Linked DNA regions of Mus musculus: region 1 is linked to region 2. Evidence: chromatin contacts called from ENCODE Hi-C or POLR2A ChIA-PET data. All regions are on one chromosome and are shown on one strand. Each heading gives the region's core, a stretch centred on a gene start or an enhancer-like site at or near the end of the contact. The rest is flanking DNA. Distances are from core to core; before and after follow the strand shown. Region 1 holds the start of Fermt3 (fermitin family member 3). Region 2 holds the start of Fkbp2 (FK506 binding protein 2).

Region 1 (3,706 bases), core at 643-3,142, 39 kb before region 2:
AAGCTTCTGTTGGGAAGGCCAACTATGCTAGGCTTTCAGCTGTGCAGACAAACAGTAGCATAGGCAGGTTCTTTCTGTCCTGTCTGGTGAAAAGGACTTTTGCATGTGCAGGGTCTTTGAGAATGCTCTGCAGCCGAGGAACTTGGGTGGAAGGAGACTTGTTCAGTTAACTGTATCTTCTTCTCCTAGACACTTAAAGAATCCTGTAATAGCGCAGAAGATCCAGAAGCTGATGGATGTGGGTCTCATCGCAATTCGGTGATAACTTGCTTTTCCCCCTCTTCCCTTCGCCAATGAGGAAGGCGAGCTGGGAAGGTGGCGAGCAGCACTGGGCAGAGGGGGGGAGAAGAAAGGCTTATCTTTATATTTATACATGCCTACAAGGAAGACAGACTCATCCAGCGCCACCTCGGGCCCTCCCAGCACACGCATGGTCTCTTCACTGCTGCCCTCAATCCGAGTGTCCTTCCCTGCCCAGTCCTAGCCTCCCCGTCACTGTCTCGGCTGCTCCCCCATAGTTGGTTATTTTTTATTTGGGGCAGTGGGTGCATACGGGGAGGGGAGGGTGTTCTTCCCAACCTAGGGTCCCAGCTGTCTTCACCTGTTCTTACCCACGTCCCTCCTCAATAAAGAAGCCAGTCAGGCGTGGTTATATGTTGCTACGGTCTCCAGTGACTTTCTTCTCTTAAGACACAGTAGTGCTGAATTGGAAGCCAACACAAAGCCTTTTCTTGATGGCCTTGAAAGAAAGGTCGCTGAAGAGTGAGCTGTTTGCTTTGTCAGGGTGGCCACTAGGTGGAAGTGTCGCTCAACAACTGATGACCTACCTGCATTCTGATCAGCTTTGGGTTGATGTTCTGTGCAGTGCAGTCTTAGAGTGAACCTGCTAGGTCAACACTAGAACCTAACCTAGACTCAAGGTGGGTCAGAAAGCAGGCCTGAGACTAATACTGACAACAGCTCCTGCTGCTCCAATCCTGAGCTCCACACCACTATCTTCCTCCCACACTGTGACCAACACTGAACTTCCTCATTTGCTCCCAAAAGACTGCTTCCTGGGCTAGCAAGATGCTGAGTCCAGCACCAGGCTGTACTATGTCTTACGTTAGCCTAAACTAGCTTCCTGTCCCAACCCCAGGACTCCTCAGAGCAGCCTCTCCTAGTCACACTTAAAAAGCCTTACCTTGGGAGGAGAGGTTGGCACATACCCTTAATCCCAGCACTTGGGGCAGAGCAGGCAGATCTCTGAGTTCAAGGCCAGCCTGGTCTGCAGAGTGAGTTCTGGGACAGCCAAGGCTACACAGAAACCCTTTCTGAAAAAAGAAAAAACCACGTCCATTAATGGTAGGCTGCTGCCCTGAAAAGTCTACGTTCCTGCTCAGTTCCTTAGAGCAATTTGCATCCCAGTGCCTGGCATGGACATGAGGCTGTTGGACCACCAGAACCCTCTAAAGAGACGGGATAAAGGGTCCTGGAGGAAATCACATTGAGGTTTTATGAGGCAGAGAGGCTCTAGCATGTCACTGGACAGATTTAAGGCTGGTAGGTTTGGAAACAAGTCCTGTTTAAAGGTGGGAAGGACTTCACTGCTGACTGTAGACAGTCCCACTAAGAGCAGGCTGGAGCCGGGCAGTGGTGGCGCACCCAGCACCACCAGGGCCAGGTGGATTTCTGAGTTCGAGGCCAGCCTTGTCTACAGAGTGAGTTCCAAGACAGCCAGGGCTATACAGAGAAACCCTGTCTTGAACAACAACAAAAAATAATAATAAAAGAAAAAAGCAGGCTGGAGGTGCAACCAGTAGATGCCTGGGGGTGGGGTAAAGAGAACTTTGTGGTGTCACCCCAGCACTGTTCTTCCCTCATTTCCTGTGGTAACAAAAGCAAGGGCCCCGTGGAGCCCTCTGCGTGCTGGCAGTGTGCTTCCTGTACCCAGCAACAGCCCGCCCTGGGGAGGGACTAGTACAACTTTCATGATAAGGCCACTACAGGCTGACCTCTGAAGGAAGCAACTGAGCAGGACCAGGCCAGACCAGGGTAACAGGTGTCCCACTGCCACCTGCAGCTGCAGCCCGTTGCAGGCTAGGTAAGTGAAAGACCCAGGAGGACTCACTTGTCCCCTGCTCCGCCATTCTGTGCAGAGCAGCCACACTTGCCACCACCCTAGAGGCTTGGGTTAGAGTACTGGCTGTGAGCTGTGGGCCAGGACTTGTTTCTGAGATAGGTGGGCCTGGCAGAACTGTGAGTAGGAGAGTTGACCTGTTCTGGTACCTAGCAGGGTACTTTACAATGAGTATTGGGCCTTGGTGTCCCCACCTGTGAAACCTGAATTGGCAGGACAACGTGGACTCTAAGGAACTGTCTCTTCAGCCCAAACACTTAGGATAGTAAGAGGGTTTTATATTGACTGGATCACAGTAGCTCTCTGTACCAGTGTCCCCAAAGCCTACCCACCTACCCAGGGTACCCTAGGACTCCTGCTTATTTCTAGGCAGCCCACTGTCTACTCACCTTGTCTCAGCAGAAACAGCCGCAGCCATGGCGGGTATGAAGACAGCCTCCGGGGACTATATCGACTCTTCCTGGGAGCTGAGGGTGTTTGTGGGCGAGGAGGACCCTGAGGCCCAGTCTGTCACACTCCGAGTCACGGGGGAGTCGCACATTGGTGGGGTACTTCTGAAGATCGTGGAGGAAATCAGTGAGTCCCCGTGACCCTATGTATCCAGTCATGACAGCTCTCCCTGGCTTTTCTAGGCCATTCTCGCCTCTACTCATAACCTTGTCACAGTGACTCAGGCAACAGTCTTTAATTATTTGGTTCCAAAGAAGGTATTTCTTCAACTTCCCCTCTCCATACTTCCTCCAGCTCCTACTGGTTCTGTCTAGTCTCCAAGAGACAGACAACATGGTCCCCTGTGTGTCTTGCCTGTGCCGAGGCTTATTATGTTCCTGAGGGATGGCTAGGAGGTTCCTGGGGACCTGGCACCTACTCTCCTAAATTTCCTCCCCAGCAAACCACTTGGCAGGCTGCTGACAGTGGGTGAGAGGCCCTGCCCCCACAGGAAGTTACGGCAGAGTAGGCTAGGGCGATATCAGTCACCCAGAAGGCCCCATGAGGCTTCTCATCAACTTTACCAGCAGAGAATGAGAGTTATCACTTCCTGGGAGGATGGCAGGAAAGCCCCGATAGTCAGAGCCGGAAGACATCCCACCATGAGCTCCCGATAGTCAGAGCCGGAAGACATCCCACCATGAGCTCCCGATAGCCAGAGACAGAAGGCATCTCACCATGAGTGTGGGTCCTAGGCCTCTGGAATTGGGACAGGGATAGAAGGCAGGTTTTCTAGACCCACCCAACCCTCTATGTGTATGCAGTCCAAGACGGACCAGAGTGACTGAGCAGGACAAGCCCCAACACAGCCAAATAACAGGGTTGAGACAGAAGGGAACTGCCGGAAGCAGGGCCCAAAGAGGCTGTGAAAGCAGAAGTGGGAAGAGGGTTAGTCCCTCAGAAACTGGATGTCAGACGAAGCTGGAGACTTGACATGGGTCAGGACAGAGGGGCTGGGGATGTTAGGAGTCTAGGGCAAGAACCCCAAGAGTGCTGAACACCCAGCCACCTAGACCTCACCCTGTACCACTGCTGGGCTCCATGGGCCAAGTCACTTCAGTTCCAGGATCTCAGTTCCCTGAAATAGGGGCATTATCC
Region 2 (3,713 bases), core at 1,146-3,645:
GCCGCGAAAGTGACAAGCTGCTTTCCAGACTCCACGGGCCCGGCTGCTTTTATGGCCCTGCTTCACAGGGAGAAGAGTGGAGCACAGGCGAACCTCCTCAGTCTGGGAGGTCACTGCCCCAGGACCTGGACCTTTTAGAGAGCTCTCTCGCCATCTTTTATCTCCCAGAGCTGCCATCTAACAATTGTCAAGGAACCTCATGTCTCACCTCAGGGGCCAGGGTACTCTCTCACTTAACCACCCTGGTCAAGTGAGCATCTTCTGGCTGGCTGTCTCCCCTCACTATGAAAACCCCAAACTTCTACCAATAACGGGATTTGGGTTCTGTTATGATAACTGTGACACACACACACACTCACACTCTGATAAAAGAGATGGAAGACACTATGGCTGCTTCTGTCATTGTTTGCTACTCTCCAGGCTGGCCAGCTTGGGCAGGAAAGCGCAACACAGCATCATTTCAGTTTTGCTTCCTATCTTACTGTGCCAGTGTGCCCAACCCCGACAGCAGTTCCCAGGTAAAGCCACAACCACAGATTGTTACAAAAAGTCCTTGCCTCCTGCTCACCACAAGGATTCTGACTACCCTGGCCAGAAATTAAGGAGACCTAGACCATAAGAACTGCTTCCCAGATTCACATGGCAAGAATAGATAATTGCCACCAAACGGAACCCTCTTGGCTCTCAACTAGTGTGAGGTTTTTTTTTTTGTTTTTGTTTTTAATATATATAATAATATATATATATAATAGGAGGTATCACCCACTTTCTCTGTTGAGTATACACTTGCAATATTGTTCCTTGTGGCTGCCCCTTTCATGCCTCAATCCTGCCTTCATATGACTGGAAAGCCTTTTTTTTTTCTTTCTTTTTTTCAAGACAGGGTTTCTCTGTATAGCCCTGGCTGTCCTGGAACTCACTCTGTAGACCAGGCTGGTCTGGATTTTGAACTCAGAAATCCACCTGCCTCTGCCTCCCAAGTGCTGGGATTAAAGGCATGCGCCACTAATGCCCGACTGGAAAGCCTTTTTAAAGAAACACACCCAGAGTCTTCTCCACCTACAATCCCTGGCATCCCAGGATTCATCAGCTGCTGTTTGAGATTCCTAACCTACTTGGTCCAGGCTCAGTGTCTACCCTTCTCCACTGTCCTGGGTAGTGTGGGAAGGCTAGCGAAGCACCAAGGCTTTGGCCTGCTACAGAACATTCAGGGACAGAAGTAACTGAAAGTAGCCGCCCTAATGAAGGGACTGACACTGAGGTCATGATCTTGGTGGTATCAAAGCAGGAGTAGGGTAAACTAAAGAATTCCTCAAGATGATGATCATCACATAATTACTTACCCATCCATGAGAGTCTCACATAGCCTGCATGACCTTAAACTTCCTGGCTTCATACATGTTTGGCAAATATTACTGATTTACTGCATCTTCAGCCCTGATGCTGCTTTTGAACTTTCTCTTTTAAGAAAATGTCTCCTGTATCCTAGGCTGACTCAGAATTCTTCATGTAGCTGGAATGTCCTTGAATTTCTGATCCCTCTATATCTACCTCTAGAGTGTTGACATTACAGTCATGGGACAGCACACCATTTTTTATCATGTTTAAATAACTTTCTCAGCAGTGATATTGGTGATCATGCTCTGGCTCAGTGAAGGTTAGGATTTGAGAGCTAAACATTCAGAACCCACTAAGCTTCATCAGATATGCAGTATGCTTCTCTTGGGGTCAACATCATGATTATCTTCCATTGGTATCTGAATAAATGGTCTTAGCAGGGCAAACGGCCTAAGACGGGTATGAAATCACTAGACTCCATAGCCTAACTCAGGTTTGGCTTCCTCTAAATTTCAGGATCTTTAGGTTAGAGAATGTGTCTCCTGGGCAGTGAATGATAGACCTGGCCCAGGAGACGTTTGTTCACCCACAGATGAGACTTGACACTGTAGACCACAAGATGAAAGGGGTCCGCATAGCTCAGGGCCATGTGGTATGGGTGTCATAGAGCGCACCACCAAAAGAACGAACTTAGTCAAGGTCACGCAGCCAGCCAAGAAATGAAAGAACTAAGATTCAAATCCGGGTTGTCGCTCCGAACCCCTAGCCTCTTCCCACAACAACTACCCAAAGGCGTGCCGGTCAGGAAGTCAGCACGGTGCCTGCTAGAACCCCTCCAGGCGCGTGCAGTCATACTTGCTTGACCATGTCACCTTGGCTGGAACTGCCTTCTGTCTCTCGGACACAACTTTTGCCAAACTAGACCCGGAATCTGAACCCCGGAAGTGACGTTGTCACGCAGTCACTCAGGAGGCAGGGCCAAATGAGAAGCCCCGCCCATAGATGCAGCAGCGGGTTTTGGACGGTCCAATGAGGGCGGGCAGCGTGTCCCGCCCTGTAGCGACGAAGACGCGCCTGCGCAGAAGTGACAGCACGAGCGGGATTGGCTCCGGGGGCGCGGCGAGGAGGTGAGCGGGGGGCCACAGCCCAGGCTGGGGGATCCGGGTGCAGGAGGGCAACCTGGGGCAGGCCGGCCTGAAGCGGGCCGGAGTCCGCGTGCCAGCCAGGGGCAGCAAACGAAGGAATTGGGGCTGGGGTCCGGCCTCTGGCAATGCCGCAGGGGGCGGGCTCTCACGCCGTACGGGGCGGAGCCCTGGGGCTCGGGGCGGGGCGCGGAACAGCGGTGGGAGGGACAACGGAGCCAGTGCGAGTTGAGGGCGGAACCCAGTGGCCCATAGCTGGAGTAGGAGGCGTGGGGGGCGGGGCTTGGGGTTTAGAGGAGGAGCTGGAGCAGGTGGAAAGTGGAGCCTTTGGCTCGGAGACAGAGGGCGTGAGATCCCAGTCGTTGGAGGTGGGACTTCAGTCAGTGAGTGGCGTGGCCCCTCTGCTGGAGACTAGGTCTAACATTGCGGAGGGTGGAGCTGCAGGTCAGGGGGCGGAGCTTCACGCCGTAAAGGGTGGGGCCAAGGAGCCTTGCGCAGAGCTAAGCTTGAGCTATGGCCGGGGGCGTCCACGCGGGGGCGGTCTCCGTGGTGGCCGCGCCTGGGGTCGCGGTAGACCGAGAACTCCCCCTGGAGAGGTGGTGTGGGTGGAGCGAGCTCGGCGCCCTGCTGACTCTGAGCCAGTTTGGGTTCCCCGGAGGCCCCCAAGAGCTCAGAGTTGGGGAGGTGCCCCTGGTGGAGGAGGCACGGGGCCGGACTGGGGGGTGCCCCCGGAGGACCGGGGCTCCTCAGAGCCACCTAGTGGAGATGTGTGGGTGCCTCGGGGCCGAACACCTGCAGCAGCCGCAGATGTGTGGGTGTGCTGGACAGGGGGCAGCTGGGTGTGGCGGGAGTGGGGTCGTCCAGTCGGGACAAATCCGGTGCAATCAGATAGGGTTTGGACTTTGCGTAAAGGGGCTAGCGGGAACTGAAGAACGGAGATGGGGACTGGGAGGGAGAGAAGGTCAGGTAGTGAGCAAAGGGAGGGGGCACTGGCTGCTGTGGCCTCCCCTGACCCCCTCCCCTCGCTGCTGGGGTCCTCGGTCAAGCCCCCTTCTCACTGGACTGGTAAGTGTGGCTACAGAGCCCAGGGGAGGGGGTGGTGACCCAGGACTGTGGGATTCCCCAGAAACAGGCAAGATATAATGGGGAGTTGGCGTCCTCCTGATACAGACTGAAGACGTCCCATGACTCCACCCCCCAGTTTTTTGGTTGGGGGTGGGGTGGCCTTTGCCT

Evidence for each region. A loop is a pair of places that touch in the nucleus more often than their neighbours do. ChIA-PET counts read pairs that join two places held with the same protein, here RNA polymerase II (POLR2A).
Region 1: a map of heart shows a loop between it and region 2 (3-fold over the local background). The contact joins the promoter of Fermt3 here to the promoter of Fkbp2 in region 2. A Hi-C loop is called at or near these places in 8 of 37 maps with a recorded cell type or tissue (T-helper 1 cell, heart and v-Abl transformed pro-B cells). POLR2A ChIA-PET finds 5 or more read pairs at or near these places in 4 of 5 experiments (Patski and embryonic stem cell).

Annotation. Positions count from the first base shown.
Region 1 is chr19:7,017,655-7,021,360 of GRCm38, reverse strand. It overlaps Fermt3 (fermitin family member 3), which reads left to right and starts at 1,892. Exons shown (of 15, transcript NM_153795.2): 1 at 1,892-2,083; 2 at 2,522-2,695. The coding sequence starts at 2,536. It overlaps Stip1 (stress-induced phosphoprotein 1), which reads left to right. Exons shown (of 14, transcript NM_016737.2): 14 at 190-665. The coding sequence ends at 262.
Region 2 is chr19:6,979,146-6,982,858 of GRCm38, reverse strand. Fkbp2 (FK506 binding protein 2) reads left to right here and starts at 2,395. Exons shown (of 6, transcript NM_001166368.2): 1 at 2,395-2,465. It overlaps LOC114841036 (Uncharacterized protein LOC114841036), which reads left to right and starts at 2,419. Exons shown (of 6, transcript NM_001370419.1): 1 at 2,419-3,545. The coding sequence starts at 2,609. The coding sequence ends at 3,409. It overlaps Vegfb (vascular endothelial growth factor B), which reads left to right. Exons shown (of 7, transcript NM_001185164.1): 7 at 1-387. The coding sequence ends at 13.